Linked DNA regions of Homo sapiens: region 1 is linked to region 2. A link is a loop called in an ENCODE intact Hi-C map of the cell type or tissue named here. Cell type or tissue: heart left ventricle. All regions are shown on one strand. Links, peaks and the distances in the headings refer to the core of each region. The heading gives the core; the rest is flanking DNA. Region 1 holds the start of LOC124904066 (a long non-coding RNA gene). Region 2 has its middle 14 kb from the start of DNAH17.

Evidence for each region. Peaks named below come from ENCODE experiments on the same cell type or tissue, not always from the same donor. Only the 100,000 strongest peaks of a DNase experiment are listed, where the experiment ranks them.
Region 1: a loop joins it to region 2, with 2.5 times the contacts of the local background. A loop is called at or near these places in 5 of 110 quality-filtered maps.

What each region holds. Positions count from the first base shown.
Region 1 is chr17:78,639,163-78,655,028 of GRCh38, reverse strand. It overlaps LOC124904066 (a long non-coding RNA gene), which reads left to right and starts at 6,154. Exons shown (of 2, transcript XR_007065922.1): 1 at 6,154-6,249; 2 at 7,132-7,589. RefSeq lists a silencer at 396-596 and enhancers at 8,615-9,074, 8,785-9,286. In heart left ventricle, for the core only: no CTCF peak of the experiment used is centred there; a DNase peak (open chromatin) is centred at 8,928; H3K27ac peaks cover 1,857 bases.
Region 2 is chr17:78,583,132-78,598,997 of GRCh38, reverse strand. No RefSeq gene overlaps it. Among named protein-coding and RNA genes, the nearest start is that of DNAH17, 14 kb to the right of the region's middle. RefSeq lists enhancers at 9,685-10,197, 10,198-10,710 and a silencer at 11,711-11,872. In heart left ventricle, for the core only: no CTCF peak of the experiment used is centred there; DNase peaks (open chromatin) are centred at 6,357, 6,697 and 7,547; H3K4me3 peaks cover 544 bases; H3K27ac peaks cover 2,590 bases.

The sequences.
Region 1 (15,866 bases), core at 6,930-11,929, 53 kb before region 2:
GTGAGCTGAGATCGGGCCACTGCACTCCAGCCTGGGTGACAGAGTGAGACTCCATCTTAAAAAAAAAAAAATCTAATTTAAGTGGGAGTTTAGGGGAAACCCCATTGATACAATCATATCTGCTGGTGAAGAACTTTCTCTGAATAAATGGATTGATTGTGGAAATGCAGAAAGAAGTCACTTTCCCTGCGGTTCAAATGACAATCTGATAAAGAGTCTTAAACACAGATAAACCTCTAAAGAGCTGTTGAAAGACAGGGAGGGGTAAAACAAGAATGCAGGGTTATCCCATTTCCCCCCAGGAGACCCTCATTAGTTAATTTAGTTACTGAAGTTGCATCTGACACAGCATTTTGGTCATAAAGAGTTCATTGTTTTAGGCTCCTGCTATTGGCTACTTTGGTGGGAATGCTGACTAAGTAAGTCTTGGATGCTTGAAAGTTGGTTCAGGTTCATGAAGATGAGGACATTGCATAATTGTCCTGTCAAAATATTGCAAATGTCTAAGAAGTTATCTCTGTCAACTTTGCCAATGAACACATGACTCCAAGATTGAGTGAGGAAGTGCTCTCAGAATGGGGTGAAGAACAACCGTGTGTGTGTATGTGTGTGTATGTGTATCTGTGTGTACGTGTGTAGGTGTGTATCTGTGTGTGTATGTGTATGTATGTGGGTTTGTGTGTGTAGTATGTGTGTGTGTATGTGTGTGTGTCTTCCCAAGACTTGTGCCTTTACTAGAGAATGAAACGCAGTAAAGTTCACGTAAATTTGTAGCTAGCCTTGAAGAGGACTCAAATATAACAGAAGAGACAAGTGAATCCATTTGGTCCAATTCAACAAATACTCATGCACCCATGAGGTTTCAGGGTAGTGTGCGGGATGCTGGGTATACAGGGAGGGACGGCATGTGCCCCCAGCCTCAGGGCACACACGTGAAGCTAGAGGAAACAAGACTTATAAAAGCAGTGTCTTCAGGGCCAATTTCAAATCAGCCTAGATGTTTTAGTCTATTTCGGTTGCCGGTATATGTGTGTTTTTTAAATCAAGTGTTTATGGTCCCCTTCACATGATCATTCACTGCACAAATAAAATTATCCTTAAGGTTAATTATCCTGAAATCTGTATGAATACAACAGTCTAATTCACCTGCAAATCCTTTCTTGATCGAGGATGGAGAGACGGTGGTTTTGAAAGAGCGTGGAATAATATGTGCAGGTGGAGTCCAAGTGAGCTAGGGACATCCCTAATGTGTGGGGTCCTGCCTTGTCTGAATGTCCCCCTAATGCAGGATGACAGGCTGGGTGGTGGCCATAGTGTGACTGAAAGGCGCGTATCCCAAGGCTAGCTGTTGATGGAGTCAATCCAGTGGCAACAGGTTGTCCTAACCCAGCTTAACTCCAAGGCAGCTTGTGCTGAAAGCTGCATAGAAGCCTGAGCTCTTCTACTTCCAGCCTCAAGACAGTGAGTCAATGAGCTTGACTTTCTGCCAAATTAAACTGGACAAATAGCCCAGACACCGTGGCTCACGCCTGTAATCCCAGCAATTTGGGAGGCCGAGGTGGGGGATCACTTGAGCTCAGGAGTTCAAGACCAGCCTGGTCACCATGGTGAAACCCTGTCTCTACTAAAAAATACAAAAATTAGCTGGACATGGTGGTGCATGCCTGTAATCCCAGCTACTCGGGAGGCTGAGGCATGAGAATCACTTGAATCTGGGAGGCGGAGGTTGCAGTGATTGAGATCGCGCCACTGTACGCCAGCCTGGGTGACAGAGCGAGACTGTCTCAAACAGACAAATAAACTGGACAAATATAAGAGGTAAATGTTTTCAGGTATTGGACAACAGACAGCACGGGACTGTGATTTTTGAGAGCAGAGAATCACATGAGCTGAAGCTCCCGTGACTGCCTCTGACTTGCAGCCACTTTTGTGTCACAGTTGAGGAGGAAGAGACCGAGCGGAGTGGTGCAATCGCTGAGCTAAGATGGAAGAGGCCAGAGTGCTGGGCTGTCAAAGTGGCTGAAGTTTACAAATGAGAATCCCAGAGAAAAACGGGTAGCTCTAGAAGTCCACAGCAACACTCATCACAGGTCTTTGTTCAAGAGCTGAGCTGTATGGGGTAGGGCAAGACTCCATGAGGCCCAGCAGAGATTGCCTGTTCCAGGGCTGAGGGCCAAACGTGATACTGGAGGTCTTGATGTACTGGGGAAGAAGAGGTGCTTCAGCCCAGCCAGGATGAAGAGACCTCGCATTCAGGTGTGACCCCAGAAAGGTCCAGTCTTAGAGGAACTATTTCCTAGGACTATGTTCAAGACCAAAATAGCCCTGCCCTAGCCAAGAATAAAGCAAACCAGATGGGACCAAAGAGCCTTCCAGTCATCAAACTACCTGCCAGACAACTCTCACAACTCTGTAAAGGAGGACAATCTAATTCAGATTGGCTACACTATATTATCCATACTTTCCAATATATAATACAAAATAACTAGATGTGCAGAAACACAAAAATGCAACTCATAATCAAGAAAAAATAGCAAGTAAAAACAGAGCCCAAGATGACCCGATGTAAAGACTGGCAGACAAGGACTTTCATGCAGATTATATGAATATATGACCAGTTGTTTAACAAAGTCACCAAGGCAATACAATGGGGAAAGGAAAGACTTTTCAACAACTAGTACTGGAAAAATGGAATAAACACATGGGAATATTTAATTTGTTTGTTTATTTATTTATTTTGAGACAGGGTCTCACTCTGTCACCCAGGCTGGAGTATAGTGGCGCAATCATGGCTCACTGCAGCCTTGACCTCCATGAGTTCAGGTGATCAATCTTCCCACCTCAGCTTCCTGAGTAGCTGGGACCACAGGCACACATCATCACACCCAGCTAATTTTATATTTTGTAGAGACAGAGCTTCACCATGTTGCCCAGGATGGTCTTGAACTCCTGGGCTCAAGTCATCTGCCTGCCTCAGCCTCCTACAGTGTTAGGATTCCAGGTGTGAGCCACCGCACCCGGCCAACAAATGAAAATAATTGAACCTCAACTACTACTACATTATGTGCAGAAAAATTATTTTGAGATGGATTATAGACCTAGCTCCAAACCTTAAACTATGAAACTTCTAAGAGAAAACATAGAAGAATATCTTTATAACCTTTGGAGTAAGCAAATATTTCTTAGAGAACAGACAAAAATTTCATAAAAGAAAAAAATTAATGACTCAGACATAAACCACAGTGTGGGGGAAAATATTTGTAAAATATTTTCTGTCCACAGAGTGAAAATGATATCTCATGCAGTTTGGATGTGTATCTGCCTGACTCCTGGAGATGGTGCATATTCTTTTATGTTGACTTAAATTTTTTTTTCTGTGAATTGCCAATTCATGCCCTTTGACTATTTTTCTATTGGTTTGTCCTTTTTTAAAAATCGATGTTTAGGTGCTTATGTTAAGTAATATGAAACCTATGCTTACATGTGTACTACAGATATTTTTCTAAGTATAATATTTGTCTTTTGATTACATTTGTTATGTTTTCCAAAGTTTTAATTTCATAGGATCAAATATGTTCATTTTTCCTGTGTAGTTTTTGTGTGTTCTTTGTTGTTTGATTTTGAGATGAAGTCTCCCTCTGTCACCCAGGCTGGAGTACAATGGTGTGATCTCGGCCCCCTGCAACCTCCACCTCCCGAGTTTAAGAGATTCTCCTGCCTCAGCCTCCCAAGTAGCTGGGATTACAGGTGCCTGCCACCAAGTCCAGTTAATTTTTGTATTTTTAGTAGAGATGGAGTTTTGCCATGTTGGCCATGCTGGTGTTGAACTCCTGACCTCAGGTGATCTGTCTGCCTCAGCCTCCCAAAGTGCTTGGATTACAGACATGAGCCACCATGCCTGGCCTAGTTTTGTGTCTTATTTAAGGAGATTGTCTTTATTCCAATATTAATAATTCCCTGAATTTTCCTCTAATTTTTAATTTTTTTAACCTTTAGATTTCTAACTTATCTAAAGTTTATTTTTAGATGGAAGGGATTTAAGTTTATTTTGCTCCAGGAAGGTAATTGATAATGCCAACACAATTCATTAACTAAATCTTCCTTTTTTCATTCAGTTGAGATACCACTTTTATCATGTATTAAATTCCCATACATTTTTGAAATTACTTCTTTTCTTGTGCCAAGAATACTCTTTTCATTTCAGTAGCTTCTAAAGGAGCTATTAATAGCTGGTGAATGAAACCTCCCTTGCTATTCCTCAATTTCTAAATGTTCTTAGCTATTCTAAGACATTTATTCTTTCTGATAAGCATTAAACATATTTTGTCCTGTTTAAAAAGCATAGTCAGGGAGCATGGGCTCGAGCCCCCTGTGCTTCCAGTGCTTCCTTGGAAGAACAAGAATAAATTAATGAGAGGTGCTTCTTACCTCCAGGGCACTCCCAGTGCCTGGCACGCATCAGGCTGGGTGTTTGTTGAATGAATGCACAGTTGACTGCTGCATCCACCCCACGACCTTAACACACACCATCAGCCTTGGAAGCAGAACTCCGGGACAGATCCGACGTGGCCACTGTCAATAGCCTTGAAAGCAGGAATGTTTGTCTCCGGTAAATAGAGAAGTGGCATCAGAGGGACAAGCTCCTCTGAAGTGTCAGGTGATTTCCCAAAGGATCATTTGTGGGGAAATATTTAGGGAGCTCTAATTTGGAAGTCCTGTTTTCCCCCCAAATACCAGGACTCCTCCCCATGCTCAGGGGGAAAACTCTACTGCAAGACCTCCCGTTTCCAGCTGACCAGCAGCCCAGAGAGCCTCCTCCCTGCACAGAAGGGCTCAGGGCAGAGTCCTTTTTCCCGTCATTGGCTGCAATGCATTGAGGAGGACCCCAAGGCAGGGCCTGCGCATCTGAACTGCCTTGGACTCTGGGGCGCCCTCACTGGAGCTCCCCTCCTGGAACCCATTTCCTCCAGGAGAAACCTTGAGAATGAAGACGGGGTCTAAGGCGTGTGAGTCCAGGGGGGCCCCTTGCTACCTCAAACTGAGAAGTAAAATCTCAAACTAAATATATGACCAGCTTAATTATGTTTATCACCTGCATAAATGTCTCTTGAAAGAAATCTTATGTCTTTGCAGTCTGTGAAGGTGTTCTTGCCTGTCTGGAACAAGAAAAGAAGATAAACATGTAGTAAAATATAGGGAAACTTGATTGAAGAACTAGTGCATTTTAACTTTGGTGACTTTTTGCAAAGCCAGATCTGAGAAGGAAAAAAAAAAAAAAGAGTCCTGCTGATGTTGGGTCCCTCCCAGAGCTCTCTTTCTTCTCCGTCAACCAATAGTTGTTTTTTCACACTGTGTGTAAAGAGAATTTAAGAAATTCTTCTGTCATTTAAGACTTGACGACCAGAAGGAATTCCACTATCTCCCTGAAAATAATTTCTCCTCGTCTGTCAATGACATCATGATTAACCTAATTTCCCAAGTTAAGTCATTTCTTCCTTTCTTCCACAAATATTTATTAAGTGCCTTCTAGGTATCAGGCATTGTTCTAAGAATGGCAGCAAAGCCGTGAATAAAATAAAATCCCTCCCCTCATGGAGCGTATAGACTAGAACGGGAGAGAAGGACAATGTACAAATTGATATGGTTTGGCTGTGTCCCCACCCAAATCTCATCTTGTATTACAGTTCCCATAATCCCCACGTGTCCTGGGAGGGACCCAGTGGGAGGTAATTGAACCATGGGGGCCGTTACACCCATGCTGTTCTCGTGATAGTGAGTTTTCATGAGATCTGATGGGTTTTTTGTTTGTTTGTTTTTGTTCTTTTTTTTTGAGACAGAGTCTCGTTCTGTTACCCAGGCTGGAGTGCAATGGTGCAATCTCAGCTCACTGCAACCTCCACCTCCCGGGTTCAAGCGATTCTCCTGCCCCAGCCTCCCGAGTAGCTGGGATTACAGGCACGTGCCACCATGCCCGGCTAATTTTTTTGTATTTTTAGTAGAGATGGGATTTCACCATGTTAGCCAGGATGGTCTCGACCTCCTGACCTCGTGATCCGCCTGCCTCGGCCTCCTAAAGTTCTGGGATTACGGGTGTAAGCCACTGCACCCTGCCGATCTGATGGTTTTATAAGGTGTTTTTCCCCTTTTGCTCAGCACTTCTCCTTCCTGCCACCATGTGAAGAAGGACATGTTTGCTTCCCTTCAGCCAGGATTGCAAGCTTCCTGAGGCCTCCACAGCCCTGCGGAACTGTGAGTCAATTAAACCTCTTTTATTTATAAATTGTCCAGTCTTGGATATTTCTTCATGCAGTGTGAGAACAGACGAATACACAAATAAGAAAATAAAAATAAGAGATGGAGGTCACATTTCTAAGCTATGTCTGGGAGCATATATGGGGACTGGGGGTTTTCTTCCCAGCTAGCTGTTATCTGATCCAAGTAACCATTTAGGGAAAAACACTTTGAAAATCGGTTGGAGCCCCTTGCCAGAGTGTGGCTGTGGTTGACCAATTATGATGAATCCGCATTTCTTGGACAGGGTTCCGAGTGATGCTGTTTGCTGTTCGAGGGGCTTGTGCAGAAAGAGCGCTTGGAAGAGCAGCTGCCACAGCTGGTGTGGGCAGGAAGCAGGTCTTTGGGCCAGAAACCTTTCTCTCAGTGGCCCTGGCAGGCCTGTGTTCTTGCATCTTCTGGGGCTGCCCCTGGGCATCTGCCTTCCAACTGAACTGACCTCAGCCTTGGAGCCTCTGTGATTCTGTGTTCAGCCTCGGCCTTGCTGCAGTCCGGGCCATCTTTCTCTTACTCCTTATCATGTCAACCCTGCTCCACACTGGAATGGTCAGATGCTAAGATGCTCTTCAGAGCTCAGTCACAAAAAACTTAATGTCAGTCTGCATCCTTGCCCGGCTTCCTTCTGACTCCACAGCTCCACGGTGACAGCAGCAAGGGCCAGTTGGGAACAAAGTGTGGGCAGTTGACAGGCACTGGGAATAGGGACAGGGGCTCTCCCTGGAATTGTCCCTCCTCTGGCCCATCCCTCTGCATCTTGATGTTACATTTCCCTGGGCAGAGTGAGCGGGTAGGGTGTATTTCTGAAAAAGCAGCAATTTACCCTTTCTTTGTACTTTTCAGAATCCCTGGTGGACTCTCGCATTTGGTGGCATTACCTGATTATCTGTGTGCCCACCATGTAGCTCCTGGGCTCTCTGCCCACGGCTTGTTCTACATCAGAAAGAGAAACTGCAATGACCCCCTCCCTGCCCTCCGGAGCCTCCTTCACCATCGAGGTGGCTTGGAAAACCCAGACGTAAAAGCTTTAAGGCAGAAGGGGGAAAGCACTGCGGTAATAAGGATGAAACTGCCCCCAGCAGGTGCTGGCAAAGTCAGCTCTCGGGGCCTTGTTCTTCCCGTTTGATCACTGCTTCTCAGCCCTCTCCTCCTCCCACCTCTGCACCCACCCTGCCTCTCTCTCCTCTCTATGGTCTTTGTTTTCCTCCCTCCCCTTCCCCAACACACATCCATGCATGTTCACACACATAGATAAAGGTCTTGCCTTTCAAGGCATTTAAAATAAAGTTGGAAGAAATATATGTATAGTGTAAAGAACACTTCTATGTCTGGATTTGCTTGTTAACATTTTGCCCCATTCGCTTTATCGTTTGTGTGTGCGTCCTCTCTTGCTCTGAAGCATTTGAAAAGTTGCTTACGTACCTCAGACCTTTGGCCCTAACAGTTTTGGGCATATTTCCTAAGAAAAGGGATATTCCCTTATGTAACCACTGTACAGTCATCAATGTCAGCAGATTGAACATGGACACAATACTTCCGTCTGATCGGTTTTTGTTTTTTTTTTAGACAGAGTCCCACTCTGTCGCCTAGGCTGGAGTGAAGTGGTACAGTTTCAGCTCACTGCAACCTCCGCCTCCTGGGTTCCAGCAGTTCTCCTGCCTCAGCCTCCTGAGTGTCTGGGATTATGGGCACCAGCCACCAGGCCTGGCTAATTTTTTTTGTAATTTTAGTAGAGATGGGGTTTCGTCATGTCGGCCAGGCTGGTCTCTAACTCCTGACCTCAGGTCGATCCACCTACCTTGGCCTCCCAAAGTGCTGGAATTATAGGCTTGAGCCACCGTGCCTGGCCAGATCTGCTGTTTGAATTCAAATCTTGTGGGTTGACACAATGAAGTCATTCATAGCCTTCCTCCGAGCCTGGGGTCCAGCCCAGGGTTGGGCAGGACCCTGTTCTCTCTCTTTAGCCTTCTTCAGTCGGGAACATCCCAACATCCCACAGCCTTTCTTTTCTTTTCTTTTCTTTTTTTTTTTTTGGAGACAGAGTCTCACTCTGTTGCCCAGGCTGGAGTGTAGTGGTGTGATCTTGGCTCACTGCAACCTCCACCTCCAGGGTTCAAGCGATTCTCCTGTCTCAGCCTCCCAAGTAGCTGGGATTCAGTCGTGTGCCACCATGCCCAGCTAATTTTTGTATTTTTAGTAGAGACAGGGTTTCACCATGTTGGTCAGGTTGGTCTCGAACTCCTGACATCAGGTGATCCGCCCACCTCAGCCTCCCAAAGTGCTGGGATTACAGGCGTGAGCCACCGTGCCCGGCCCCGACAGCCTTTCTTTTTAAAGAATACTCCCCTCCTTTGATAATGGATGGCCCTTCATTTGGGGTTTGTCCTGTGTTTCCCCACGAGTAGACAGAGGTTTTGACTCTTTGGCCGGGACCCCATGCTGGGGGTGCTGGCCCAACTCTGAGCGTCCCCTCTAGGGCCCTCCAGGTCCCACCACCCTTCGCTAGGGACATCACTGTCCACCACCAATGAAGGTGTGCCCAACTTCTCCACTGCAGAATCGCTGTTTCTTTTTCCTCCCTGCAACTGAGGAGCAGCTGGGGAGGGGCTTTCCGATGACGCCGTTTCCCGTCAGAACATCCTCCTGGCCACACCTCCCCGGATGAGTCCCGCCTGCCGCACCCTTCACCCTTCCGAGGGTTTCACATCCTCTTTTCTCCCAGGAGTCGGACAACCATGTGCTGCTGACCTCAGCAGGATAATCATGACCTAAGCTGTTCTTCTGGGGGTGAACTTCCTTAGGAAGTTTTCCCGACATTGATACACTCCCTGATAAACACTGCAGAGAAGAGCAGGGCTGGCCAGGGCTGACTCGCCTGGATTGTCTAAAATATGACAGTGGTTCACGGAGTGGGGCTCTGTGCATTCGTTAAACGCTATCGGCAGTTTTTCAGACTTTGCATGCATTGTGTATTTACTAAACTTTGGGGACAAGCTCAGTGATATCACTCCCTTAAAGCTGGTCCTTGGTCCCCGCTGTTAACCTGCCTGGATGATGCGCGCAGGTGAGGAGTTTCTGGTGCTCTCAGTTCTGCAGGTGCGGATGGAATCGTTACTCTGAGTCCCCTCCCTGCAGGGGCGCTGCCTATTAAAGAGCATTCCCTACCAGCCACTCACCTTCTCCGCAAGCTGCACACTTTCATATCCCCTGCCTTGCCTCTTCTGTGGCGAGGCAACGATAACGTCGTTGAATGGCTTGTTAATGGTGTTTTCACTAAATGCATCAGAGATACGAGTATTACCCACCATGATGATTCACTCGGGAACGCGTAGGGCTGCCCATAACTGAATGGCCACCAGTGGTGGTTTGGGCAGATAGAGATGTGTTTTTCTCTATGACAAAGAGGCACGTGTTTCAGCTGCCCCTACCGTTGCCACAGAGGCTGTCATCCTCCTGAAGGCCCACCATGGCGGTGCGATGACCTGGGCGGCCCAGGAGTGGGTCTGCATTCAGGGCAGGAGAAGGGATGTGATGGAGACCGTGCCATCTGCATCTGTCCCTTTTAGTAAGGAAGTGTGTGCTTTCCCACAGGCTCATCTCAGGGCCTCCCCTGGACTTGGCCTTCCTAGAATCATGAGTGAAGGATGCAGCGGGGAAGGGCTTGGGCACGGCGTCGAGTCTCCTGATCTGTAACACCTGCTGACCCGTCAGCTTCATTTACTGTTCAGCTACGCTGGCCACTTTCCAACCGCTAGGTAGACGCAGAAGTTAATGGCTCCTGGTGGATCCATAAATAGCTATGGTCTGATATTAGAGAATAAGACACAGGCAGACTCATAGATGGCTGGCATCCTTTCTTCCCCTTCACTAGTCTGCACTCCTGACGTTCCATCTGCGGCTTGGGGAGAAGACGGGTGATGGTGTCTCATCCCATAAAAAGAGGCCTGCTAATCCCAGTAGAACAACCCAAGGCACCGCACTTTAAAAAGCAACGACCCAATTTTGATGTTTTGGAAAAGAAGAAAGCCAAGTTGCCCTTATTTAGAAGTTAGGAGCAGCTGTCACAAAACAGTTTCATGCACGCGGCAGGAGAAGAAATAGGGTTTACAAGGTAAGGCACAGCGGGAAAACGCACGCGGGGGACAGCCCCACATATCCCCCATCTGCCCTGCGGCTAGCTCCTCTCTCTAGCTTCTCCCCTGCTCTGTGCGTGTCTCATGGGGTCTCCCAGCTGGAGATGGGGAAGGAAAGGAGGAGAGAGGGGCTGGCTACTTATTCCTCAGCCCCTCCCTGTTGGCTCGAGGTGGTCTCCTGCACCCCTGACCAGAGGCCTGGGCTCCATGCAGCACTCTCCACACAGCTTGGTCCTGGTAGATGCTCCCTCCCTTGCCCTGCAGGCCCAGCCGTGCTAGTGGTTTCCTGCTCTTCTGGCCCTGTCCTGCACTCTCCCTCTGTGGTCTCTTTCTTTTTTTTTTTTTCTTTTGAGACACAGTCTTGCTCTATCACCCAGGCTGGAGTGCAGTGGGATGATCTTGGCTTACTGCAACCTCCGCCTCCTGGTTTAGGCGATTCTCCTGCCTCAGCCTCCCGACTAGTTGGGACCACAGGTGCACTCCACCATGCCCAGCTAATTTTTGTATTTTTAGTAGAGACAGGGTTTCACCATGTTGGCCAGGCTGGTCTCGAACTCCTGACTTCAAGTGATCCACCCGCCTCAGCCTCCCAAAGTGCTGGGATTACAGGCATGAGCCACCACACCCGGCCTGTTTGTTTTTTTTTTTTTTAATTAAAAAAAAAAAACAGAGATGGGTTTTTGCTATGTTGCCCAGGCTGGTGTCAAACTCCTGGGCTCAAGTGATCCTCCCGCCTCAGCCTCCCAAAGTGCTGGGATTACAAGCGTGAGCCACCATGACCGACCTCCATGGTCTCTTTCGACCCTGGCCTCACTGCTATAAACCACCCCTTTGTTAAACTCGCCAGGATACCCAGTCTGAATGTCTGGATCCTTGACTCTCACAGAGATGGATGGAGAGAAATGAAGGAAAAATGGTGGACAGGGCAAGGGAAATGAGGGCAGAAGGAAAAGGAAAGGAAATGAGAGCTAAAGACGGGAGAAAGGAAAGGTGAGGGTGAGACCCCAGCAGACTGGCAAGAAGCCGGGACAGAAAAGCTTGCGGAAGAGGGAGGAAGGAAAGACGGGATCGAGCCCCGCAGGCGCCCTCGGGCGTGCTGCGGGGAGCTAGGGGCTGGGTGCCTCTCGCTGGTCTGTGTGTGACAGGAATCTTCTTCTGCTCCTTGACCTTGTCCTTTGTCCTCCAGCAGCCTCGGAAAAAAAAAAATCACTTCTGTATTTTGTAAAGTTTTTTTTCGTTTTTGTTTTATTTTTACTTTGTTGCTTTTAGGTTTTTCTTTTTTCTTTTTTGAGACAGGGTCTTTCTCTGTCACCCAGGCTGAAGTGTAGTGGTGCATGATCACGGCTCCTGCAGCCTCAACCTCTTGGCTAAAGCGATCCTCCTGTTTCAGCCTCCCAAGTAGCCGGGACCACAGACATGTGCCAGCCACCATGTCTGGATATATATAACATATATATCATATATAATATATAACATATATATCACGTATATAACATATGTAACACATATCACATATATAACACATATCACATAATATATATAATATATAACATATATATCATATATAATATGTAACATATATATCATATATAATATATAACATATTCAAGACCAGCCTGGGCAACATAGCAAGACTCCATCTCTTCTAAAATCATATATATGTTATATATTATATGTAATATATTACGTATATAACATATTACATATATATTATATATAAAACATACATATATTACATATATTATACATAATGCACATATTACATATAACATAGCATATATTACACATAATATATAACATATCACACATATATTACATATATTACATATAATATATAATGCATATCACATACAATATACAACATATATTGCATATATAACATACATATAACACATATTACATATAATATATAACATATATATGATTTTAGAAGAGATGGAGTCTCACTATGTCGCCCCGGCTGGTCTTGAACTCCTGGCCTCAAGTGATCCCCCTGCTTCAGCCTCTTAAAGTGCTGAGATTACAGGTGTGAGCCACCGTGCCTGGCCTGGCTCCACCATCTTTAACTGCTCTGGCTCTAACCATCACATCTGCATCCCAAAGAAAGGGAATAGGTTGGAGAAGCATGTGCCTCCTCCCAAAAGACACTTCATTCACACCCCCTGTGCTCACCTGCACTGGTGCACTGGCCAGGACACAGTCTCGTGGCAGCCACACCTCGCTGCAAGGGAGTGGGGACAAGTCAGGCAGTGTGTGCCCTGCTAGCATTTGGGAAGGAGGACAATGGTTACTGGGGGACCCGCTGTCTCAGCCAGGGGGACAGCTGAGTTTCCCTGAGTTTTATCTTTGGTGAATCTGAGCTTGTGTGGCTGGCTGGAGAGGAGGCCTCAGTGGGAGCAGTGAGGGTCCACTGGGCTCCAGAGGTGAACTGGAAAAGCCCCATTAGTGGAGGTGGCTCTGAGAGCCAGTCCCGCTCAGCCCCTCTCCTCTGTGACTCTCACAAGCCCCACCCTGCCAAGTGTAAAGTGGGGGCTAGGAAGAGCCATTGCAGACCCTTTACGCAATGCCGGGCTGCTCGCGGGCTCTCCAGCACTGGTAATTCTTCGGTTTATAAGAATTCATAGTCTATCATCATAGGATGGTCACGGCAGGTCTCGGTACCTTTTTGTTCATGGCTGCAGAGGCTCTCCAAGGGTTCTGATGGAGACCGGGCACTTGCTCTGAGCGGAATGACCCCCGCAGCCTGCCCGGGAGATGAACATACCTGATCCCGCCACTCCGGTGGGCATTACGCTCAGGCAAGCATAGCATGTTTGCAGAAGAGCCCAGTTTCAAACAAGGCTGCAGTTGAGGCAGAGGGACCCAAGCGGTGAGTTCTGATTTTCCTCGTCTTTCCTTGTCCCTGGAAGAATCGTCCACTGACCACAGATGACATCGTGTTCAGGCAGTGGTGGCAGTTCCTCAAGGACCAAATGTCCCAGCCAGATTGGTTGGCCTTGTTCCTGATGATCAAGGTAACACAGGATGTGTGTGCGTGTGTGTGTGTATGTGTGTGTGTGTGTTGGGAGGTGACTTTGTGGCTCAGGTGGGCCATCCTGAAACAACCACCCGCATCGTTCCCAGAATTCCATAGGCTTCTCTGCAGGTGAGTCACTGCTGGAGCAGAGCTGAGTGCAAAGGTCCAGGCTTTAGGCCTCAGGCCAGACCCGGGCGGCCCCAAGAGACTCCAGCCATTGGCAGTCAGAGGCAGGAGGGGTCCAGGATCATCCTCTGGCTGGTTGACCAGAGGGAGCTTGGCACATCTGGAGAAATGGATGTCAAGATTGTATGACCTTTCTTTTTTTTTTTTTTTTGAGACGGAGTCTCACTTTGTCGCCTAGGCTGGAGTGCAGTGGTGTGATCTCGGCTCACTGCAACCTCCACCTCCTGAGTTCAGTGATTCTCCTGCCTCAGCCTCCTGAGTAGCTGGGACTACAGGTGAACACCACCACGCCCAGCTAATTTTTATATTTTTAGTAGAGACCTGGTTTCACCATGTTGGCCAGGCTGGCTTCGAACTTCTGACCTCAGGTGATTGGCCCACCTTGGCCTTCCAAATTGCTGGGATTATAGCCATGAGCCACCATGCCTGGCCTGTATGACCTTTCTTATCTAAGCTTTTCTCTCTCTCTCTTTTTTTTTTGAAACAGGGTCTTGCTCTGTTGCCCAGGCTGGAGTGCAGTGGTATGATCACGGCTCACTGCAGCCTCGACCTCCCTGGCTCAGGTGATCCTCCTGTCTCAGCCTCCCAGATAGCTGGGACCACAGGCGCATGCCACCATGCCAAGCTAATTTTTTTTGGTTTACTTTTTGTAGAGATGAGATCTGTGTTGCCCAGGCTGGTCTTAAATTCCTGGACTCAATGATTCTCTCACCTTGGCCTCCCAAAGTGTTGGGATTACAGATGTGAGCCACTGCGCCCAGCCTAAACTTTTGAGGGAAGTTGAAAATTAGGCAACTTGATATTCTAATTTTTGGCAAAATTCAGGTATGTCAGCATTCTGTGTTGCTGATTAAAGGAGAACCCATACTCTTTGGACTCCAACCACTTTAAAATCTGTTGTTATTTAATAATATAATATGATGATTATCAAAATTAAATAATATAAGGGATAATGAATAATAATTCAACATTCCTCAGACTATAGATATTATTCCTAAGATTGTAATAATATTATTAACATCTCTCATATAATACATTTTGTTTTAAATTTAGTACCAAGGAAAGATGCTATTTTTTCCTTCTTGCAGAACAGACACACTTTCCTTTTTTCAGAGAGCCAGTACCACCCTTCTGCGTTTCTGTTTGTGTTGGCTTCCAGTAAACTTGTAGTAAAATTCAATGTGTAGCTCAGCCCCAGCCCCCAAACACTGGGAGAGAATGAAAGTTACTTTTATTCTTAGGCCACAGTGAGAAGTCTCGACACTGTTACAGATTTTATGCTGAAACTCTCCAATTGAACACAGAACATCACAAAATTCCTGGTTTCTGGACTATCAAAGGTACATGGAAATCATCAGCCTGGCATTTTGCAATGGCATGATCTCGGCTCGCTGCAGCCTCTGCCTCCTAGGTTTAAGCGATTCTCCTGCCTCAGCCTCCTAAGTAGCTGGGATTACAGGTGCCCACCAACATGCCTGGCTAATTTTTGTATTTTTAGTAGAGACAGGGTTTCACCATGTTGGCCAGACTGGTCTCGAACTCCTGACCTCAGGTGATCCACCTGCCTCAGCCTCTCAAAGTGTTGGGATTACAGGTGTGAGTCACCGCGCCCAGCCGGGTTCTTTTATACCCATTTTACAGAAGGGGAGGCCGAGGACAAAGAAGAATAATGCATTACTTACACTTTCACAGCTGGTGAATGAGAGAGAGGGGAGGGTTGGGTTTTAAACCAGGCCTGCTGAGGTAATGTTTCCTGTGTTACAGAATCACTTGAGAGATCCTAGTGTCTATTTAGAACACCCAAAGGATTTAGAAATGGAAAAAAGAATGGTTTTGGGACAGCTTAGTTCTCCTTCCTCATTTGGTGGTTGAGGAGCCTGAGCCCCGTGTGGTGAAGGTCACGTCCAAGGTCACCGGCAGGAGTTGGAGAGCCCGCTCTCACAGCCGTCACTGTTAGAAAAGATTCACACACACACACACACACACACACACACACACACACATACAGACACACATACACATACACACACACGTAGACACACACATACACACACACACATAGACACACATACACACACACACACACACATACACACACACATACACACACATACACACACACACATACACACACACACACAAACGAGAAAGCAAGGGCCCGCCTTGAAAGCTTGCTGTTGGCTTCCCAGGCTGAGTTGAGCACTGAATGGTGATTTGAGAACTTCCTTTTGCTCGGTTCAGTT
Region 2 (15,866 bases), core at 3,716-8,715:
CAGTTCTCCCCAAGTTGATCTACAGATTTATTGCAGTCCCGACAAATATGCCAGTAGATAATTTTTTAAAAATAGGAATTCACAATCTGATTCTAAGATTGCTATGGAAATGTGAAGGACCTAGGCTAACCAAAACGCCTTTGAAAAGAAGAACACGGCCAAGGCGCGGTGGCTCATGCCTGTAATCCCAGCACTTTGGGAGGCCGAGGCGGGCGGATCACGAGGTCAGGAGATCGAGTCCATCCTGGCTAATACGGTGAAACCCCGTCTCCACTAAAAATACAAAAAAAAAAAAAATTAGCCGGGCGTGGTGGCGGGCGCCTGTAGTCCCAGCTACTCGGGAGGCTGAGGCAGGAGAATGGCATGAACCCGGGAGGTGGAGCTTGCAGTGAGCTGAGATCGCGCCGCTGCACTCCAGCCTGGGTGATAGAGTGAGACTCCGTCTCAAAAAAAAAAAAAAAAAAAAAGAAGAAAGAAAGAAAAAAAAGAACACAATTGCAAGACCTCCACTGCTCCATTTTTAAAACTTACTATAAAGCTCCAGTAATCGTGACAGTGTGGTGTCGAAACTGCCTTTGCAAACTGATGACTGAGACAGTGAAAGATCTGACTTAACCGACCCCATCTTGCTTCTAACCTCCAAGCTGTCCTTGCTCATTCTTGGCCGTGGGTGGAATGAGCTCATTCCAAAGCTCATTCCTGAACTAGCTTTGGGAGAAACTTAGTTTATAGTTTATAACTCTATGATTTATGGTTTAAAACAAAGACGATAACAGCCCCTTCCCAAGGCAGACCTTCTTGCCTGGGGACTAGATTGCCTTTGTAGGACTAACATGAGCCACAAGATTAGAAATCGTGGTTTAGGAGTCACGTGGCTGGAAGTGACAAGATTCTGACCCTCCCAAAACTGCCGCTCTTGCTTCAGTGATTCTGCCGCAGATGCTATGCTGTGATGTGGATGGCTGAGCATGGACCCTGAGGAGCTTGGCTGTGTGGATTTCAGAGATCTCTGGCTTATGCCTTGTGAGGAAAATGGACATCTTGGATAAGAACATATGTCCCCATTGGGGCTTGGGTTTAGACAACAGATACGAGGCAAAGACCACGGAGCAACCACTGTGACGATTCATAGGTTTGCGAGACATGAGGTGTACATTTTCTGCAATTCAATAGTCTCAGCAACTGACAAAATGGGAGGTGTATAACCTATAGAACTTCTGGGGGTAAATAAGACATCAATCAATACATATAAGGTATACATTGGTTCGGTCTGGAAAGGTTTGGGACAATTCGAAGTTGGGAGCTTCCAGGTCATTCTAAATACCAGTCATGCTGTAAACCAACAGATGCCAGCACGCAAGGCCCAGCCAGCCCGGTAACTAACCATTTGCCTTTTTTAGGGCTTTCTATGAGGTCAGTAAACATTTTGAAAGGCTAAGTAAGGTTTTCCTCTTCCTGTTTCCTTGTGCTCTGAACCTCCCTAACCTGCCCCCTGGGCCTGCTGGCCTGGCTACACACACTGCCCCAGGCAAAAATGGTTGGAGGGATCTGTATGGGACTTTGATGAGAGCTGGTTTAGAGAAGGTGAGGATGGAGGTCAAAGCCACAGAGGCGGCTGAGGAGTGGGTGGGCTATGGGCTTTTTGAATCCGCTACTTGAAGCAGAGGGATGGGGTGGCAGCTGGAGGGGGGTGGCAGCTGGAGGGAGGTGGCCTTGTCTTGTTTTTGAGATGCGGGATTCTATGGCATATTTGCATTTTGGTGGCAGCGAGCTGGTAGACGAGGAGAAAGTGGGGGTAGGGACAATAGCAGGCAAAAAGTTTCTGAGAAGGCAACAGAGAGGAATAGTTTAGAAATGGGAGTTTGCCTCTCCCAATTACTGGGGTGACTGAAGCGGACCCAAATCTAGCCCTCTGCCTGTTTTAAGTAAAGTTTTATTGGCACACAGCCACGCCTATTCACTTACATATTGTCTGTGACTGCTGTAGAACTCCAGTGTCAGAGTTGAAATGCTGCCGCAGAGATCATCTGGCTCTCAAAGCCTAAAGTACACCCTGGCCCTTTGTGGGAGGTTTGCTGACCTCTGCCACCCCTAAGGTAGGCTGTGAACTTGAAGGAAGGGTTAGGGGCAGACCTAGCCCCTTGCAAAATCCTCAAAAATCCCTGTGAGCAGCTGTGAGCTCAGAGTTTTTGCATTTCAGCAAACTCAGAGAACTCAGAGTTTACAAATTTCCAGCCACAGAGAGTTCGCAGCCTGATGAGGAGTTTGCATTTTCCTCTCTCAGGAAGCCGTTTGCTACAGTGCAGATGTGGCCAGGAGGCCAGTGTGTCACACTGATCATGGTGGCATGTGCCTGCAGTCCCATTATGCAGGAGGCTGAGGTGGAAGGATTACTTGAGCCCGGGAGGTCAAGGCTGCAGTGAGCTGCGATCATATCACTCCACTCCAGCCTGGGTGACAGAGTGAGAACCTGTCTCAGAAAAAAAAACGCCAGCTCATATTAATTAAAAAATAGATATAATCCAAAACATATTTTCCGATAAATAGACAAATATACACACTGGGCCCAATACTCATTCCTTACAAGTACAAATTACATGTCTTCCTAAAAAAGAAGCTTCCTAACCATGAGACAGTCAACACTGGTCTTATAAACATAACTGGATGGTGGATTTATGAGCAAAAGAGAAAACTTACAAAATGAAATAAATATAAAAAGCCGTGTTTACTCATTTCTGCTTGTGAGCATAATTTCGCATAGCCCCTGACTCTGTGCTGACATGTAACTCTCCACAAAAATATTTAAAAGACAAAACAAAACACCTGCCCCTTCAACATCTCTTACCTAAGTCACTATATTCCTTAAAAAATACCTGACCTGGCCAGGCGCAGTGGATCACACCTGTAATCCCAGCACTTTGGGCTGAGTGAGCAGCTGTGAGCTCAGAGGTTTTGCGTTTCAGCAAACTCAGAGAACCCAGAGTTTACAGATTTTTGGCCGAGGCCGAGGCAGGCAGATCACCTGAGGTCAGGAGTTCGAGACCAGCCTGACCAACATGGAGAAACCCTATCTCTACTAAAAGTACAAAATCAGCCGGGTGTGGTGGCGCATGCCTACAATCCCAGCTACTCGGGAGGCTGAGGTGGGAGAACTGCTTGAAGCCGGGAGGCGGAGGTTGCCGTGAGCTGAGATCGTGCCATTGCACTCCAGTCTGGGCAACAAGAATGAAACTCTATCTCAAAAAAAAAAAAAAAAAAAAAAAACCTGACCCCTTGTTGTTTCCTACACACATGGTAACCACTGATGAGAGTCACAATGTTGATGAGAAAACCAAACTCTGTAAAATATTCAGAGATGCTTATCCTGAGCCAACATGAGCAACCACAGTGGCAGAACTGTCTCAAGAGTTCCTGAGAAAGTGTGCCCAGGGTGGTGAAGTTACAATTTGGTTTTATACTGTTGACAAAAAAGAGTCAAACTGTGTGAAATATTTGAAGAGATTTATTCTGAGCCAAATATGAGTGACCAGTGGCCCCCGGAGATCCTGAGAACGTGTGTCCACGGTGATTGGGTTCCAGCTTGGTTCTATACATTTTATGGAGACATGAGGCATCAGTCATTACACGTAAGATGTACATTGGTTGGGTCCAGAAAGGCGGGACAACTGGAAGTCGGGGTGGGGGTTGGGGGGACTTCCAGGTCATAGGTAGATTCAAAGATTTTCGGATTGGCAATTGGTTTAAAGAGCTATTCTCTAAAGACCTGGAATGTCTGGGTTAAGATAAGGGGTTGTGGAGACCAAGGTTTTACCACACAGACGAAGCCTCCAGGAGGCAGGCTTCAGAGAGAATAGATGGTAAATGTTTCTTATCAGATCTAAAGAGTCTGTTCTATCAGTCTTAGGGTCTCTGTGTTGATGTTACTGCTGGTCAGCTGTGCCTGAGTTCCAAAGGGAAGAGGACATAATGAGGCATGTCCAACATCCCCTTCTAGGCTGGAGTTCCAGACCAGCCTAGGCAACATAGCGAGACTCTGTCTCTTAAAAAAAAGGTATCCCAGTTTGTGTAACAGATTCTGTGATTACCTTTTCCGTGTAATAGGCACTCTCAGAAAATATCTTCTGAATTGAATGGAATAATTTGGAACATAACGAAGTAATAGTTTTGCTAAAATGTTTAAAGTGTTGAACTGTTTTTCAGGTTGACTTTGGAAAGCCCTTGGCCAAGAGGAGAGGTCCATTCAGATGATGGGGGAGCTTAGAATTGTATTTTTGGTTTACAGTGCATTTTAGGGAGACCAAAGTTACAGGCAAAGACATAAATCAGTACATGGAGCGTATACATTGGTTCAGCCTAAAGTGGTGGGATACCTTGAAGTGGGAGTTGGAGGGCTTACAGGTCACAGGAAGATTCAAAGATTTTCCAATTGGCAATTGGTTGAAAGAGTTAAGCTTTGGCTAAAGTCTTGAGGTCAGTAGAAAGAAATGCTTGAGTTAAGATAAGGGGGGTTGTGGAGACCAAGGTTCTTGTTGTATAGATGAAATCTCCAGGTAACAGCCTTCAGAGGAAATAGGTGGTCAATGTCTCTTTTCAGACCTTAAACGTGTCAGACTCTTAGTATTTCCTAGATCTGGGAAAGACCTGGCTGCATTAATGGTGCTTTTCTACAGAATGCAAATTTCCCTCACAAAAGACAGCTTTGTAGGGCCGTTTCAACATATGTCACGCCAGTAATCCCAGCACCTTGGGAGGCCTAGGCGGGCGGATCATCTGAGGTCAGGAGTTCGAGACAAGCCTGGCCAACATGGTGAAACCCCGTCTCTACTAAAAATACAAAAATTAGCTGGGTGTGGTGGTGGGCGCCTGTCATCCCAACTACTCGAGAGGCTGAGGCAGGAGAATCATCTGAACCCAGGAGGCGGAGGTTGCAGTGAGCTGAGATGTGCCACTGCACTCCAGCTTGGGCAACAGAGCGAGACCCTGTCTCCAAAAAAAAGAAAAAAATATATTGTGGGGTAAAATATTTTGATTTCCTTCAGGGTCTGCCATCTGTCATGTGATACTACACCAGGGCCAAGTTGGAACATGGTATCTCATTGCCACAGGAGTCTCTTCTGCCAGACTTCTGATCTCTTTTCTAACCTTAGTGCTGGTCATCTGTGCCTAAACTCCAAAAGAGAGGGGATAGAGACCATCCTGACTAACATGGTGAAACCCCGTCTCTACTAAAAATACAAAAAAGTAGCCAGGTGTGGTGGAGGGCGCCTGTAATCCCAGCTACTCAGGAGGCTGAGGCAGGAGAATCGCTTGAACCTGTGAGGTGGAGGGTGCAGTGAGCCAAGATCGCGCCACTGTACTCCAGCCTGGGCAACAGAGCGAGACTCCGTCTCAAAAAAAAAAAAAAAAAAAAAAACAGAAACAAAAAAAACAAAGAGAAAGAGAGAGAGGGGATATAAGCAGGTATGCCTCACCTCCCTGGGAGATCGGGCTGGGAATTCAATTTTTCAGGTGACTATGTGGTCAACTTGGCCAAGAGGGGGTTCATTCAGTTGGTGGTGAGGCTCAGGATTTTATTTTTCATTTTTAATAATTATTCTATAATCTACAACCAGATATACTCTTATACCCAAGCTTTAATATAATTTTACACCTACTAAACCCCCACTACCTGTATATAAACTGTAAATTAAAACACTATTTCAAAACAGTCCGACAAACCCCCTCTAAAAGACTTCTCCCAGGCTGTGGTCGGTCTCTAGTCCTCAATAAAACTTCTAAATAAAACTAACTTTGAAATCGTAAAAAATAATTTTTTTCCTTCCTCAACATACTTTAGCACTAGCCAGGCAAGACAAGAAAGGCAGTAAGGACTGTTGCGATTCCTCGTTCCCATCTATAATTTTTTTTTTTTTTTTTTTTTTTTGAGAGAGAGTCTCCCTCTGTCACCCAGGCTGGAGTGCAGTGGTGTGATCTCAGCTCACTGCAATCTCCGCCTCCTGGGTTCAAGCGATTCTCCTGCCTCAGCCTCCCCAGTAGCTGGGATTACAGGCGCATGCACGCCCGGCTAATTTTTGTATTCTTAGTAGAGACGGGGTTTCACCATGTTGGCCAGGCTGGTCTCAAGCTCCTGACCTCAAGTGATCCACCTGCCTCGGCCTCCCAAAGTGCTGGGATTACAGGCGTGAGCCACCGCGCCCTGCCCCCATCTGTATTTTTAATAGAGATGGGGTTTCACCACGTTTGCCAGGCTGGTCTCAACTCCTCCTAGTTCCCTATTGCTTAAGAAGCCTTCAGGGAGGGAGGCCAGACTGCACGGAAACGCGCCTTGGGTAATTAATTCCCAAAGCTGGGTTGCGCCATCCACCGCGGTGCTTGACGCGGGGTCAGGAGGCGGCTTCCGGAGGCCAGCTAGTCTCTGCAGCGCGGATAATCTTCCCTCCCCACCGCAGGAGTCTGGTGCTCCTCAGAGATGAGCCCTGTCACAGTGGAATAAATGTCCTTGGGGTAGATTTCGAGACAGACAGACGTGAGTCAAACCACAGGCAGGAAATTTCATTTCCAGACTGCGCTCAAATTCTTTTTTCCTGACTCATGACATTCAAAACACATTTCATTTTACAGACCAAGCTGAGCGCCCTTCGGCCAGAGGCCCCGACCCCAGGGCCATGTGGTTCACTCCCTTCCTTCCCTTCAAGTTCAGAGTTAAACTTGAGAGCTTCCTGCAAACAGGACCAAAGGTCAACAGAAGCGCGGGGCAGGAAGGGGAGGGTGCTCTCTGAATGGGGGAAGCCCAGTGCCTTGCCGCTTTTTGACATCATTTGGACTCAGATATTTAACTTACAGCACTTGATTTTCATCATAGAGTTTTTTTTTTCCCAATATATTATAAACCAAGTCACTGAGGAAGAGATTATTCTATAATACAGTTTAGGGTTTAAAAAAATATATTCCAGGGCCGGGCACAGTGGCTCACGCCTGTAATCCCAGCACTTTGGGAGGCCAAGGCAGGTGGATTACCTGAGGTCAGGAGTTCGAGACCAGCCTGGCCAACATGGTGAAACCCCCCCCCCGTCTCTACAAAAAATACAAAATTAGCTGGGTGTGGTGGTGCACACCTGTAATTCCAGTTACTCTGGAGGCTGAGGCAGGAGAATCACCTGAACCCGGCAGGCGGAGATTGCAGTGAGCCGAGATTGTACCATTGCACTCCAGCCTGCACAAGAGTGAAACTCTGTCTCAAAAAAAATAAATAAATAAAATATATATATATATATATATATATATATATTCCAAAGAAAAGGGGTCTTTGTCCCTTTAAGGAAAGAAATTTGGTATTTCCAGATGTCTGGTAGAAGTTGAGCTACAACATGCTGGAAGCCCGGGGAGGGACCATTGACCTCCTAGAGCCCAGCCTGTCCTTGAATCCCCACCCAGCGAAGATGTGAAGTGAGCTGGGGCAAGGGGCATGATGAGCGGACGGACGGCCCGGAAAAGCCCAGGTAGGCGCCGGGCACTCCCTCTCTCCCTGCAGCAGCAGGAGGCACAGGCTGCAGGGTCACAGCCAGGGTCTCTCCTGCTAGGGAAACAGTCACCGTGAGCGAGCCCAGCCACCATGGCAGAGGTGACAGGTACTCCCGAGTTCTGAGCGCTCCTCTATCGTTCTGCTGTGCGCCTGGCTGCTCACCGGAAAGCATTTGTCTCTGAGTCCAATCCGCCCTGATTTCTCATTTGTTTGGTTGGTGATGGTTCTGCTGAAATAGACCCAGAGCAGCAAGGGTCACTTCTGAGGAGCGTGGACCCATGGAGCAAAGATTCCCCGCCCTGTGTGTACTTGGACCCAAACAGGTGCTTTGAAAGCCTCCACGCTTGGCCCCGACCCTCCAGTGCCCTTAATTCTCAAAGCGTCCCAGGTGATTCTGCCCGTGGCTAAGCAGAGAACCTCAGCCTTAAGTTACACCTGCCACTCAGGTAACCCGTGGGGCTTGTTGAAGGCAACTCAGGCCTCAGGTGTGAATGACCATAAAGCAGGGAAGGCTGGGCGTGGGGGTTCATACCTGCGCGCCGAGAACTTCGGGAGGCCGAGACAGGAGGATTGTCTGAGACCAGGAGCTTGAGACCAGCCTGGGCAACAACGTGAGTCTTACTTTTTTGTCTCTACAAAAAATAAAATTAGCCAGGCGTGGTGGCAAGGGCCTGTAGTCTCAGCTACTCGGGAAGCTGAGATGGGAGGATTGCTTGAGTCAAGGCCAGCCTGGGCAATATAGAAATACCCTTTCTTTCAAAAAATTAAAAAATAAAAAAAGCCAGGCATGGTTGTGTGCCCCTGTAGTCCCAGCTACTCAGGAGCTGAGGTGGGAGGTTGGTTTGAGCCCCAGATGTCAAGATTGCAGCGAGGTATGATTGTGCCACTGCACTCCAGCCTGGGCAGACAGCAAGACCCCTAAAATAGGGAAACACTGAAAGCCTTTTTAACAAGGATAACTGGCTACTTTCAGTGAATTTGCTTAAAACAGAAACCAAAATTTTACTCTAAATCAGTGACTCTCAAACCTTAGCCTGCATCAGAGTCCATTGGGGGCTTGTGAAATACAGATTGCTGCCCCACAATCTGGGGTGGCCCCGGGCTCTGTGATCCCAACGAGAATCCAGCTGATGCAGAGGCTGTTGGCCCAGGGGCCCCACTCTGAGAACCTCCGCTCTAAGTGGAGTGGCGGTGGGGGGGGGTGGGGAATAAAAATGAAAATTATAGAAGACTTGTGTTATCTAATTAATAAAAATGCAGGTTGCAGGTGCTGTCAGTTCTCAGCATAATCACAGCATGACCGAGCAGAGAGGAAGGGCAGGGAGGGGCGGCCCCATGCCTGCGGGCCGGACTGCCTTCTCAGCACGCGTCAGATGGACCGATGCCACCTGAAGGTGCTTGCGGTGGACACAGAATGTGCGGATGGGGAGATGGCAGGAGGGACAGGGCTTGGCGATGCTGACATCACAGGCAGCCCATGTGAAGTGGAAGGGTTCCTACTGAGGGCTGAGAACAGACACCAGCCCCCAGGAGCCAGACCACGCCCCAGGGGAGGGACGCGCCCTGCCTGGAGTCCTGAGAATCTACCTTTCCTCCTCCCCCAGATTCAGAACCCCCTTATTATGCTGAGGCCTGACAAAAGGCTCCCTCCTTGACCCAACTTCAGGCAGACTCTGCTGAGCCCTCTTTTTTTTTTTTTTTGAGACAGAATCTCACTCTATCACCTAGGCTGGAGTGCAGTGGTGCGATCTCGGCTCACTGCAACCTCTGCCTCTCTGGTTCAAGCGATTCTCCTGCCTCAGCCTCCCAAGTGGCTGGGATTACAGGCGCCTGCCACCACGCCTGGCTAATTTTTGTATTTTAGTAGGGACGGGGTTTCACCATGTTGGCCAGGCTGGTCTCAAACTTCTGACCTCAGGCAATCCACCCGCCTCGGCCTTCCAAAGTGCTGGGATTACAGGCGTGAGCCACTGTGCCTGGCCCACTGAACCCTCTTTTGATAAGGCCTCCGTTCTCGAGCCCGGTCCTCAGCCTGCCCACGCCAGTCTCAGCAGAGAATCCTACTGAGTCACCCCAACCCTTGAAATCTGATCGAGTTCCTCAGCACCTCTGCTTTCCCCCGGCCATATCCAGGTCCTTGGTCTGCCTTTAGCAAGAACCCCCACTTGAAGTTCTCCTCTTAGCAATTTTCCATCCACTGACCCCTCGCTGCTCATGGCTGTAAGTCCCCATCTGCAGGGTGGTGTTGGGATCAAGTTCGGCTCTTTCCCCGGTTGCAACATCCCGTATATGGTCTGTCCCTATCTCTTTGAGTCTACATGAGGTGTGTCTGTGACCACTGCCTGTGCCCCAGGTACGTCTCCCTGTGTGGGCGGAGGCAAACTCCTCCAGAGACCCCACACTGTTTCCCAGCCTGGATGGCTTGGAATCCATGCATTTCTGTGCTTTGTTGGGGGCCTCACCCTTAGGACCTGTGTGCAGAGACTCCTAAAGAGAAAAGGTTCCCAGGTCTCCACAGCGTGTACCCTTGCTGTGACCTTTGGAAACCTGGCTGGCAGGGACTTCTCTGGCCGCGGTGTCCTGCCCCTGAAGGGAAGGGTGGTCTACCTGGCCAGCCTGACTGCTCAGGCCCAGCCCTCCCTTTCCACCCAACTTCAAGGGTAAGGACGCGCCTGGGCAGGAGGACAAAGGCCACCTCCTGTTCCTCTGCTGGGAACGCAGCAGGAGGACACGCGGCAGGGCCCCAGTAGACAGAGGGAGGTGGGGAGCCTGATGAAACACAGACGGCCCGGCCTCTCCTGTCTGCAAGCATCCCCGGCAGCGGGAAAGGGACCTGCGATTTTCTTTAATGATGGGTAATGTCTTCATGAAATTTGCCTTCCAAGTTCATTCAGCTGGGAGGAAGTGTTGCCCCTGGGGATGACTGAGTTCTCTCAGCTCATCCCGGCCCTACCTCGATGTGGGCTGTGACTGACAGAAGCAAAAAAAGAGTGAAGGGCATCCTCGGCTGGTGGCCCTGGCAGGGAGGACTGAAGCCAGACACCCACTCCCCTGCCCCCAATCCAACACCCAGCCAGGAAGAGAAACATGAGGCAAGTGCCTGTCAATCAAGGAAAATGAGCCAGGTGAGTCTCAATCATTTCAGGAGGTTTATTTGCCAAAATTAAGGACATATGCCTGGGAGGCAGGTCTATGCTTTTCTCTGAAGATGATTTTGAGGGCTTCAATATTTAAAGGGAAAAGGGCAGGCTATTGAGAAATACAATTTTCTTTCTCTTCTTTTTTTTTTTTTTTGGGAGATGGAGTTTTACTCTGTTGCCCAGGCTGGAGTGCAGTGGTGCAATCTCAGCTCACCACAACCCCCATCTCCTGGGTTCAAGTGATTCTCCTGCCTCACCCTCCCTAGTAGCTGGGACTACAGGTGTACATCATCATGCTCAGCTAATTTTTTTGTAGTCATAGTGGAGACGGGGTTTTACCATGTTAGCCAAGCTGGTCTGGAACTCCTGACCTCAAGTGATCCACCTGCCTCGGCCTCCCAAAGTGCTGGGATTACAGGTGTAAGCCACTGTGCCCAGCCAGAAATACACAGTTTTCATGTGAGAGGGAGGTAGGGGAAAATAGTCATTCATGCCTTTGTCTGGCTTGGTGAATCTGCATTGTTACCTAAGATAACGTAGACAATGGGGCAGAGGAAGCAATCAGCTATGCACTTGCCTCAGGTGGGCAGAGGGATGTCTCAGTCAGTGCAGTGTCTCCCCGACACCTGTGAAGGTAAGCTATCAATTGACATTGCCATGGTGAAATTTAACAGAAACCCTTTAGGGTAAAGATCTTGGGGCCCACAAGAAATTTCACTCAAAAAAATGAGTGAAGGGGGCCCTTGGCTGGTGGCCCTGGCAGTGAGGACTGAAGCCAGACAACCCCACACACACCAATCCAACGCCCAGTCAGGAAGAGAAACACAGCGAGCTCCTGCCAATTGAGGAAAATGAAATCATTTCAGGAGGTTTATCTGCAAAAGTTAAGGACACGTGCTTGGGAGGCAAGTTGATGCCTTTCTCTGATGATTTTGAGGGCTTCAGTATTTAAAGGGGAATTTCCTTGTGGGCGCAATGTGAGGGAGGTGTGTGGCCTTGTCTTGTAGCTGTCTCACTTAGGAACAAAAATGGGAGCGCATGGTCCAGTTCCCAGCTTGACTTTTCCCTTTGGCTTAGCGAGTTTGGGGTTCCCAAGATTTATCTGCCTGTCATACTCTGTCCCCTGCCTGTCATACTCTGTCCCCTGCCTGTCATACTCCTCTGTCCCCTGCCTGTCATACTCCTCTGTCCCCTGCCTGTCATACTCCTCTGTCCCCTGCCTGTCATACTCCTCTGTCCCCTGCCTGTCATACTCTGTCCCCACTGCTCTCGCCACTTCCTGAGGGCCTGATGTTTCTGCTGCACCGTGGACAGCATGGTGCATCCACCCCAAAAAGCTGGCTGTGCTCCTGGAAAGTGAGGGTCCTTCTCTATCTTCTTTGCACAAGGTCCTCAGGTGTGATGTCGGGGCAGCTGGAAGCTGTTTCTCCACATCCCTCAAGCCTCCTGCAATGCCCAGCAGAGCCCTAGTGCTGCAGTTTGAGGCTCAAGGGGCCACATCCCCAACTCCCTTCAGGTCACCACGTCACCAACAGATGTCCCAGTCTTGGTGTTGCAGAACTTAGCTCCTTCATTCAGCTAAAACCAGGCTTTTGTCACACGACCAGGAAAAATTAGGCACGCAGACACACTGAAGCAGGAGGGGAACGGAATTTACTGGGCAAAAATGAAAAATAAAAAACTCCCAGCAAAGTGAGAGGGAGCCGCGCTAACAGGCCCCCCACCTCATAGATTGATTCCGGGCCACACATCCAGGGACTAAAGAGGCCAGGCTTACCTCCCCCATGCAAACAGCGAGAACCTCCAGTGGCTCCACCCGGTCCAACCAGTGCGCAGGTTGGAGATTCTCTGGGGACCTCCCGCTTATCTGCCTCCTGCATCTGTCATGGAGCCCTTGAACTCGGAGACCCCAGAGAAGCACAGCTCCGGTGGGAGCTGGACCCACTGAGACCTTGGTCTAGTGTTCTTCAAACTGTTCCTCAGAGTAGTGATAAGGCTTCAGGTGTTAAAAACCTTAGACAAATTAAATGTAACCGTTTAATTGGGCAAAGACCAATTTGCAAATCGGGCAGCTTCCCAAGCCAGAGTAAGCTCAGACTCCAGGGCAGCCACGTGGTGGACGATTTATGGACAGAAGAAGGAAAAGTGATATGTAGAAAATGGAAGTGAAGCACAGACCAGCAGGATTGGTTACAGCTCCATGTTGGACTTGAACGTGGTTTGAACAGTCGGCCATCTTTGATTGGCCAAAACCCTGTGACTGGCACAAGAGTAGGTTACAGTCTGTTTATGACTCTATTTAGGTTATAGCTCACTACATACAGAGAAACCTTTAGACCAAACTTAAAATATGTAAGAAGGCAGCTTTAGGATAAACTTGATTTAGCAGGACAGGTGCAGTGGCTCATGCCTGTAACCCCAGCACTTTGGGAGGCTGAGGTGGGTGGATCACTTGGGGTCAAGAGTTTGAGACCAGCCTGGCCAACATAGTGAAACCCTGTCTCTACTAAAAATACAAAGATTAGCCAGATGTGGTGGCACATGCCTGCAATCCCAGCTACTCTGGAGGCTGAGGCAGGAGAATCGCTTGAACCTGGGGGTTGCAGTGAGCAGAGATCACATCATTGCACTCCAGCCTGGGTGACAGAGGGAGATTCCATCACACAAAACACACACACGCACACGCACACACACAAACATAAACAACAAACAAAAAACAACCAAACACAAACTGAAAGGAAAGAAGGCTTCCACGGCCAAGCAAGTTTGGGGATCACTGGGTAAGGTGAGGTTAGATGAGTCTTTGCAACAGGGCTTCCCAGAGCTGCTGTCCCTTCAGTGATGTTTATCAAAGGCTGGCTGTGGGCCAGACACAGTGTCAGATTCCAGAGTGATGGTGCTGATCAGAAGGGGTGGCCCTAGGTGTGAGAGGCGGCAGTGAGGTAACCCATGAGTGCTTAGGTGATTGGCTCACTGCAGCTGGAATGGGTGCCACACAGGAACACAAGGAGCTATGATAAAAAGAGCCTACTGGGGAGATTGACGGGAGACAGTAAGGAATGATACTGAAGCTGGGCTCTCAGGGCTGAGTAGGAGCTGGTAGGGGTGTGTGTACATGCATGCATGGGTGTGCGTGCATATGTCTGCATATGTATACGTGTGTGTGTGCGCGTGCATAGGATTCTTGGCCAGGCAGGAGGACCCTATGGTTGGCAGATGTCTTGGAGGACCTGAAAGAGACCAATGTGACTATAGCACGAGCCAGGATTGGACCCCAGGAGAGTGGGCAAGGCAGGGATCAAATCTTACAGGGCCCATGGAGGGCATTTGAATTGTATCCTAGGAGCAATAGTTCATGGGTTTTAAGCAAGGCATTGAGAGTTGTCTTTTTCTGTTTTTTTAATTAAAATGTTTTATATTCTGAGACCGAGTCTGTGTTGCCCAGACTGGAGTGCAGTGGCACAATCTCAGCTCACTGCAACCTCCACCTCCTGGGTTCAAGCCATTCTCCTGCCTCAGCCTCCCCAGTAGCTGGGACTACAGGCGCCTGCCACCATGCCTGGCTAATTTTTGTATTTTTGTTTAGTAGAGATGGGGTTTTGCCATGTTGGCCAGACTGGTCTGGAACTCCTGGCCTCAAGTGATCCGCCTGCCTTGGCCTCCCAAAGTGTTGGAATTACAGGTGTGAGACATGGCACCTGGCCTGAGAGTTGTCTTTTTAAAGATGCTGGAGAATGGGCTATATGGGGACAAAAGAAGTTGTTAAGAAAGGAATGAGGGTATCCATAGGCCTGGGGAGGGTGAGAGTGGCTTAGACCAGGAGGATTAGCTGTGGAAAGAGGTGGACAGAGCTCAGAGAGATTGAGGAGGTAAGACTGAATGGTACCACAGTGAGGGCGAGGGTCCTCTGGGTGCCTGAGCAGCTGTGGGTCACTCACGGAGCCAGGGAACCTGAAAGACGACCAGGAGTGTGGGGATGGCAGGGTGGGGGGGGGGCATGGGCAGAGGTCGGTTTTGTACATGTTGAGTTTTGAGGGTCCCATGAGGCTTCCAAGGAGTTTCTTTGAGCTCAGGATGAATCTAGGCGAGTGTGGTGGAGATTGGCTGTGGACAATCCTTCCATGGACTCTCTTGGTCCATTTAGTAACACAACTCTCCAAGTCTAGGGTGGACAGCTGGATGCCAGCCTGTGTTAGTCCATTTTGCATTGCTATAAAGGAATACCTAAGACTGGGTAATTTATAAAGGAAAGAGGTCTATTATTTGGCTCACAGTTCTGCAGGCTTGCACAAGCATGGCACTGGCATCTGCTCAACTTCTGGGAGGCTTCAGGAAGCTTCCAATCATGATGGGAGATGAAGGGGGAGCTGGAGTATCACATGGTAAGAACATGGCAAGAGAAGGAGTGAGAGAGTAAGGAAGGAGTTTCAGGATTTTATTTTATCTTTTATTTTTTTTAATTTTTTTGAGACGGAGTCTCACTCTGTCACCCAGGCTGGAGTGCAGTGGCGTGATCTTGACTCACTGCAACCTCTGCCTCCTGGGTTCCAGCAATTCTCATGACTTACCCTCCCTAGTAGCTAGGACTACAGCCATGAGCCACCATGCCTGGCTAATTTTTGTATTTTTAGTAGTGATGGGGTTTCACTGTGTTGGCTAGGCTGGTCTTGAACTCCTGGCCTCAAGCAATCCACCCATCTCGACCTCCCAACATGCTGGGATTACAGGCATGAGCCACCACGCCCAGCCAGAGTTCCAAGTTCTTTTAAACAACTGGATCTCACATGAACTCACAGAGCAAGAAGGCACTCATTACTGCATGGAGGGTACCAAACCATTCATGAGGAATCTGCCCCCATGACCCAATACCTTGCACTAGGCCCCACCTCCAACATGGGGGATCACATTTCAACATGAAATTTCGAGGAGACAAGCATCCAAACCACATCACAGCCAAAGACTACATTTCCCAGCCTCCTGTGCAGTGAGATGTGACCATGTGACCTGGCGTGACCAATATGGGGTGAGCCAACGAGCTATGAGCAGCCTCTGGGTTAAGGCATTCAGGTTACATCTCTTCCCTCCAGTTCAGTTCTTCTGGCTTCCCAGGGTTGGTGCAGTGGGCAGGGAGGAAGCCACATGGGAGTGGTGGTGTGGAGAGAAAGAATGGGAAAGTAGAAATATATGTTCCAGGCCATTCTCTT